2 separate regions of the Homo sapiens genome follow, and region 1 is linked to region 2. Evidence: read pairs that join two places in POLR2A ChIA-PET (ENCODE). Cell type or tissue: PC-9. All regions are shown on one strand.

Region 1 (4,000 bases), 57 kb before region 2:
TTCAAGTAAGTAGTTTAAGGAGGAGATAAAAATTTTACTGTTAAAAAAAGGAGATTGCTGGGTGCAGTGGCTCACGCCTGTAATCCCAGCACTTTGGGAGGCCGAGGCGGGTAGATCACCTCACGTTGGGAGTTCAAGACCAGCCTGACCAACATGGAGAAACCCCATCTCTACTAAAAATACAAAAAAAAAAAAAATTAGCCAAGCATGGTGGCACACGTCTGTAATCCCAGCTACTCGGGACACTGAGGCAGGAGAAATGCTTGAACCCGGGAGGCGGAGGTTGCGATGAGCCAAGATCATGACATTGCACTCCAGCCTGGGCAACAAGAGTGAAACTCCTTCTCATAAAAAAAAAAGATTGTTTGCCGGGCGTGTTGCCTCATGCCTATAATCCCAACACATTGAGAGGTCAAGGCAGGCAGATTACCTGAGGTCAGGAGTTCTAGACCAGCCTGGCCAACATGGTGAAACCTGTCTCTACTAAATATACAAAAAAAAAAAAAAAAAAAAAATTGGCCAGGCGTGGTGACACACGTCTGTAATCCCAGCTACCCTGGAGGCTGAGGCAGGAGAATAGCTTGAACCTGGGAGGCAGAGGTTGCAGTGAGCCGAGATTGTGCCACTGCACTCCAGCCTGGGCAACCGAGCTAGACTCCGTCCCCCCCCCACAAAAAAAGAAAAGAGTGTTAGTGATAAGATGCATGTTTTTGTTTATCTTATGTATGTGAATGTTATATTTATATGGCTGTTTGCCCATAGAAAATAAGTGTCGGCTGGGCATGGTGGCTTATGCCTGTAATCCCAGCCCTTTGGGAGGCCGAGGCGGGCAGATCACTTGAGGTTAGGAGTTTGAGACCAGCCTGGCCAACATGGTGAAACCCTGTCTCTGCTAAAAATACAAAAATTATCTGGGTATGGTGGCGTGTGCCTGTAATCCCAGCTACTCAGGAGACTGAGGCAGGAGAATCGCTTGAACTGGGGAGGTGGAGGTTGCAGTGAGCCGATATTGTACCACTGCACTCCAGTCTGGGTGACAGAGTAAGACTCTGTCTCAAAAAAAAAAAAAAAGGAAAAAGAAAAGAAGTATCAAGGAGAAAGCCACAGAATGGAAGATATGACAAAATACTGGGGTTAAATGATAGCTGTAATATATTTTTAAAATTGATATAAATACATAATCCCACTTGATAAATAATCAAAGCTGAGGAATAAGGAAACCTGGTAAAGGAAAGGCGGTAAATCATCACAAAGAAAAATGCCGTCTGCTGGCTTGGAAATCCAGGCCGTTTCAAATGACCCGTGTTAGATGAGGTGGAGCAAGTGTCCACAGAGTCAATGGCAGTCCTCTAGGGCCTGTCTTTAGGAGCCGGTTTGGAGTAATAAAAGGCAGCCCTCTGCTGAGCTCCTGTGTCGTGCCTGCTAGGTATTACGTACACTCTTTTCCTCAGCATTCCCGAGGCAAGTGGGCGTTACCCTCATATGACAGGCAGAGAAGCAGGCCTGAGTGGTTATGAGGCAGTGAGGTGTGTTTCCTTGGGCAAGTTGCTTAGCTTCTCTGAGCCTCAGTAGCTCCTCTGTCTGTTAAATGGGATCATGAAAACCCTTCACCATAAGCTGCACAAGCGCAAGAACACTAAGGCCCACCCCAAAGAGAAGGCCAAGCAGCAGGTGCTTGCAGAGCCTGAGATTCCTATGGACCCAGCAGCGACTCCCACCCTCGCCTGGGCTGTGAGCCACCTGGCTGATGCCCCTGCACCTCTGATGGCACTGAGACAAAGGAGAGATCTTGTCTTGGGTGTCTTGGGACTGTACCCATCGTCCCAGCCTGAGCCCAACTTGATGGAAGCTAGAAAAGTCATGCCATCCTTTTTTGTGTAATTCTTTCTTGGTGGGGAAATTCTGAGGTAACATTTTATGCCTGCTAATAGAGCCAAAAAAAAGTGTAAAGCCCATTGTTAGTAGAACGGTGGGGAAACAGCATTGCTTACATATCTCTAGCACTATAAATGTTGTTACAGGACAAACTAATAAAATATAAACAGTGATTAAGTTTTCATATACTTAGGCCCAGGAATTCCATATATTGAAATAGGGCACTTTCCTATGCATTCACTGGGTGGAGAGAAATTTTTAAATAAAGGCCTCAATGAAATAAGTCACCAAATTAGAAAGTAATTGATAGAAACATGTATTCATAATGCTGCCATTTATAGTTCTAAGGATTGGAAACCACCCAAATACCCAAAATAGAAAGCTAGCTAAACAAATAGGTAGACAATATCACTAATATAAGATGGGGCCCTACGCCGGGCATGGTGGCTCACGTCGGTAATCCCAGCACTTTGGGAGGCCTAGGTGGGTGGATCACCTGAGGTCAGGAGTTCGAGACCAGCCTGGCCAACATGATGAAACCCCATCTCTACTAAAAAGACAAAAAATTAGCGGGGCGTGGTGGCGGGTGCCTGTAATCCCAGCTACTCAGGAGGCTGAGTCAGGAGAATCACATGAACCCGGAAGGTGGAGGTTGCAGTGAGCTGACATTGCGCCATTGCACTCCAGCCTGGGCAGCATGAGTGAAACTCTGTCTCAAAAAAAAAGATGGGGCCCCATGGAGCTGTTTAAATGACAGTCATTTTGGTGGAAATGTTTATATGAGGGAATGTTACCTGTAAGAAGCAAAATATAAAATAGATTGCTCATATCAGTCACATCCGTGTATGTCTATTGATGAAGAGGAAAGGAAATTTGGACTGATAAGTAATTCATCATTTACTATTCTTTTGAATTTTCATCTCCATGAAGTTGCTTCTGTTCCTGATTTTCTTTTTTTTGAGACGGAGTCTCACTGTGTCACCCAGGCTGGGGTGCAGTGGCATGATCTTGGTTCACTACGACCTCTGCCTCCAGGGTTCAAGCAATTCTCCAGCCTCAGACTCGCGAGCAGCTGGGATTACAGGCATGTGCCACCATGCCCGGCTAATTTTTGTATTTTTAGTAGAGATAGGGTTTCACCATATTGGCCAGGCTGGTCTTGAACCCCTGACCTCAGGTGATCCGCCCGCCTTGGCCTCCCACAGTGCTGGGATTACAGGCGTGAGTCACTGTGCCTGGCCCCTGATTTTCTCTATAAAGGAGAGAATTGCCACATTCTTGTCATGAGACTTTATGACTTTTCCAAATTTCTGTGTGCGGGCATGACGCTGCCCAGGCAGGTGGCAAGCTCGCCAAGGACCAGGCTTAACAGAAAGCCTTTGGGACTTGACCCACTGCTCTTTGCTCAGCTTGTGATGGGAGAAGATTTTACTAAGTTGCACTGGAAGAGCTGGCTCTTCCCTTCCTCTTCACAGCTTCTCCCCTGCTTTCTAGGAAGATCAGCCCATCTACTTGGCAGTGAAGGGAGTGGTGTTTGATGTCACCTCCGGAAAGGGTAAGTGGTGTGGCATTTTGAATCTTCATTTCCAGGGAGCACAGAAGCCAGAGTGAGCAGCACTTGGAGGTGTGAGGAAAGGGAGGGAACATTAGGCAAGTCCTTTTCATTCCATTTTATTTTATTTTATTTTTTGAGACGGAGTTTCACTCTGTCACCCAGGCTGGAGTGCGGTGGCACGATCTTGGCTCACTGCAACCTCTGCCTTCTGGGTTCAAGCAATTCTCTGCCTCAGCCTCCCGAGTAGCTGGGATTACAGGCACCACCACCACCGCTGGCTAATTTTTTTGTATTTTTAGTAGAGACGGGGTTTCACCATCTTGGCAAGGCTGGTCTTGAACTTCTGACCTTGTGATCCACCCGCTTCGGCCTCCCAAAGTGCTAGTATTACAGGTGTGAGCCACCACACCTGGCCTTCCTTCCATTTTAAATGAGCAGATTGAGTTAATCTTTGTCAGTGTTTTACTTCAGCAGGGGCTTTTTTCCCCTGATAATGACATGCTTCTACTCAAAAGCCTTTCATGACTTTCCATTGCCTGTAGAATTAAATTCAAACTTAATGATTTACCC
Region 2 (4,000 bases):
ACTATGAAAGTCCCTACCTGCTCTGGGGCCCTGCCTTCCTTCTGCCCTCAGCTTGAACCTGTCCACCCTCCCTCACCTGGCTCCAGACACACACCTTTCAGCTTTGCTGCAGATATGGCAGGTTTGTTTCCATCTCTAGGATGTGGATTTTCCCCGGCTTTTCCCACAACCATCTCCTTCCCAATATTCAGGTCTCAGCCCCAGTGTCACCTCCTCAGATAGACCTTACCCGATCTGGTAGCCAAAATCCTGCTCTTCCCCTAACACTCTTTGTCCCTATATTAGTTTGCAGTGGCTGCTGTAACAAAGTGCCACTAACTGAGTTACTTAAAAGCAACAGAACTGAACTGTGTCACAATTCTGGAGACTACAAGTCCAAGGTCAGGGTTGGTTCCCTCTGGGAGCTGTGGGGGAGAATCTGCCCCAGCCCTCTCTCCTGGCTCCTGATGGTTTGCTGGCGATCTCTGGTGTTCCTTGGCTTGTAGAAACATCGCTTCAGTCTCCACCTTTATCTTCACATGCATTCTTCTTGTGTACATGTCTGTCTCCAAATTTCTGTTTTATAAGGACACCAGTCATATTGGATTAGGGCCCACCCTACTGACTTCATTTTAATTAGATTACCTCTGTAAAAACCCTATCTTTTCATGCCACTGCACTCCAGCCTGGGCGACAGAGCGAGACTTTGTCTCAACAACAACAACAACAACAACAACAACAACAAAACCTATCTCCAAATAAGTGTACTAGGGATTCATGCAGAACCCCTAGTTTTTTTGTGGAAACATAGTTCAACCCATAACAGTCTCATTTCCATGTTACATTTAATTTACAGCCTTTATAACCATTTTGAAGTATATTGTTTACTTGTTTGTGTTCATTTCCTGTGTCCCCACACTATATCCAACATAAGCTACATGAGGACAGAAGTCTCCTCCAACCTCAGTGCTTGGTGCTTTTGCTCTGCACAGGGGGATCTAGCCTCTATTTCTACTGCATGGGTCAGGATACCTCTCTCAGGCTGCCCCAAATGAGAGGAACTAGCCCTGCCCTCACTCAGTTTCCACAAGCAGCCAATGGGATTGTTCCACATGCATTACTTAGCTCAGTGTCCAGCCAAAGGTTTGCAGCATCCAACCCTGGATCCAGCCATGAACTTCAGAGCTTCAGAAATGCCCTACATATAGTAAATGCTCAGTAAATACTTGCTGAAGGAATGAAGGCTGCATATAGTTTGGACTTTGACTCAGGTTGCGTGCCCTGCAGTCAGGGGGAACTATTAGCATAAGCTGATAGTTCCAGGCAGCCGCTGTGGAGCTAGACTGCTTGGGTCTGCGCTTGTGCTGTGAGATGTGGGCATGTTACTTATCTACTCCTTGCTTTGCTTTCTCCAACTGTAAAATGGGGACAATAATAAAAGTAATAAAAGTATCTCCGTAGTCGAGTTGTACAAAACGAGTTTACATATGCGGACAGAGTGCCTGGCTGAAGGTAGTGCTCCATGCTCACCCAGGCTTGGTCTGAAATCTGAGAAATGTCCTGGTAGCCAAAAGAACCAAAGCCCAGAGAGGCTTGTCGGGTCCATCAGGGATGCAGAAGCTCCAGGTTTCTGCTCAGGCCCCCGCTTCAGAATCCCCATCTGCCCCCAAGGAGAGAACAATTGAGCACTAGGGAGATTTTGACCATAAAAGCTTTTTTCAGTTACTAGCTGGGTGGACCTTGGGGTTTCATTGGTGCTTCTGGCTGATTGAGAAGGAAAAAGAGGATCTAACTCCTCCCACTCTTTCTGAACTCCTGAAGCGAGGTGTGGAGCTTCCAGATGACTCAAGCAGCGCCAGTTCCTTGGAATTAGCCACTCTGGCTCAAAACCATCTGTGTTGCAACAGGCTCACTCAGCCACCCCCAGAAAAGCTGACCCACCACTCACTCAACTGGCTTTCTGATAAGTATGCCTATATATAGCCATACTTACCGAGCTTTGTATAGATGCATGCACTTGGAAACCAGCAAAGCTAAAAATACCGCCTCCTCATACCTAATTTACTTATTTTCTGTAGGTTCCTTATTCTAAATTTATAGCTCAGGAGACTGAAAATTGTTGCCAGAAAGCAGTGACCTTTCTGTGGTCGTGGGCGGGAGGGGGACCAGAGGACAGGCCCTGTCTGGGAAACTTGGGGATTAGGTCTCAGTCCCAGCTCTAAAGGCAACGTGCTGTGATGCTTTGGGATATCCTCCCTCTTGCTGGGCCTCAGCATCCCTCAACCGAAGGAACAACTGAACATGATGGTGTAAGGTGTTTCTTTTGTCCTTCTATTCATTGGCACCCAGCTTGATGTGCTAAGTGCAATTGTACTCACGGGAAAAGTCAATACAGATACACCAGAGCCATTGATTTCTGTTCATTCATTCACTTGACAAATATTTACTGAGCACTTGCTATGTGTGAGACAATAATCTCTACTCTCAGATAACTTATAACTTACATTCAAGTCAGAAGAGACAAATAATAAACAAAATATAGTAAGCATTTAGTATGTTTGATTGTGATAAATGTCATGGAGAAAAATCAAAAGGAGGGTATAGAAGAAGGGTGTAGTTTTAATTAAGGAGGTTAGAGAAGACCCCACCAAAAGGTGTGGTTTTTTTTTTTTTTTTTTTTTTTTTTTTTTTTTTGAGACGGAGTGTTGCTCTGTCTCCCAGGCTGGAGTGCAGTGGTGTGATCTCAGCTCACTGAAACCTGTGCCTCCCGGGTCCGAGTGATTTCCCTGCCTCAGCCTCCCAAGTAGCTGGGACTACAGGCACACGCCATCACACCTGGCTAAATTTTGTATTTTTAGTAGAGACGGGGTTTTTGCTGTGTTGGCCAGGTTGGTCTCGAACTTCTGATCTCAAGTGATTTGTCCACCTTAGCCTCCCAAAGTGCTGGGATTACAGGTGTGAGCCACTGCACCTGGCCAAAACGTGGTATTTGACTAAAGACGTGAAATGCCCAGTAGTGCAGGGAGATAACCACACAGACACCGGGAGGAAGGGTCCCAAACAGAGAAGACACCAATGCCAAGGGCCCCAAGGGAGGAGCGTTGCCTAGTGAATTTGAGGCCACTGTGGCTGGAGCAGAGTGAGCAGGGAGACAGTGCTAGATGCTGAAAGCGAGAGGGAACATGGGCTGTTGTGATGACATTGGCTCTTACTCCAAATGGAAGGGGACACCATTGGAGGGCTTTGAGCTAAGGAGGGACCTCTGCTGACTTTTGCCTTCCCAGGGTGGTCTGGCTGCTGAGTTAGTTCACAGCCGACTGCAGAAGCACAAATGTGGAGGCCGAGAGACCTGTAAGGAGAGTATTGCAGACTAGGCAGGGGTGGTGGGGGAGATGGGGAGAAGTGGTCAGAATCTGTATGCAGCCTGAAGGTTTTGCTGATAGATTGGGTGTGGGGATGAGAGTAACAGAGGCCAGGTGTCACTCTAAGGCTTTTGGCCTGAGCAATGATGGAAATGCCATGAATTCAAGTAGAGAAGATTGTGGGAGGAGGAAAGACCAGGAACTCTGTTTTGGACCTGTGAGGTGGGAGATACCTCTTAGACCTCCCCGTGGAGGCCATGAGTGGGCAGTTGGATGAATGAGTCTGGAGTTCTGGAGAGGGTCTGTGCTGGACATACACATTTGAAAGTCATCTGCATGTACCTATACATGTTACATAAAGCCACAGTCCTGGGTGAGATCGCTGAGATGGGCCGTGTGGGTGTGTCCAAGCACTAACTCTGGGGCACATCCACATTCAGAGAGGAGGTGAGGAGGTGAGAAGAAACCAGCAAAGAGGGAGAGAAGAATCAGCCAGGGAAGCATGGGCTTCAGTTTGTCTATAACAAAGGGGGCCTTTAGGGTCCCCTCCTAGTTTTTCTCTGGGATGCTCCTGGGACGCAGGCTCCTAACTTAAGGTGTCCCTTGGTATGCTGGCATCCACAGCTGGTCACAATGAGAAGTGCGGGGAGTAGGAGGCT

The links. Peaks named below come from ENCODE experiments on the same cell type or tissue, not always from the same donor. Only the 100,000 strongest peaks of a DNase experiment are listed, where the experiment ranks them.
Region 1: POLR2A ChIA-PET joins it to region 2 with 5 read pairs; 3 of 35 experiments call an interaction of 5 or more read pairs at or near these places.

The regions. Positions count from the first base shown.
Region 1 is chr1:212,439,196-212,443,195 of GRCh38, forward strand. NENF (neudesin neurotrophic factor) reads left to right here. Exons shown (of 4, transcript NM_013349.5): 2 at 3,370-3,430. Among named protein-coding and RNA genes, the nearest start is that of NENF, 8.3 kb to the left of the region's middle. In PC-9, no CTCF peak of the experiment used is centred here; no DNase peak of the experiment used is centred here.
Region 2 is chr1:212,496,543-212,500,542 of GRCh38, forward strand. No RefSeq gene overlaps it. Among named protein-coding and RNA genes, the nearest start is that of LINC02771, 26 kb to the left of the region's middle. In PC-9, no CTCF peak of the experiment used is centred here; a DNase peak (open chromatin) is centred at 1,879.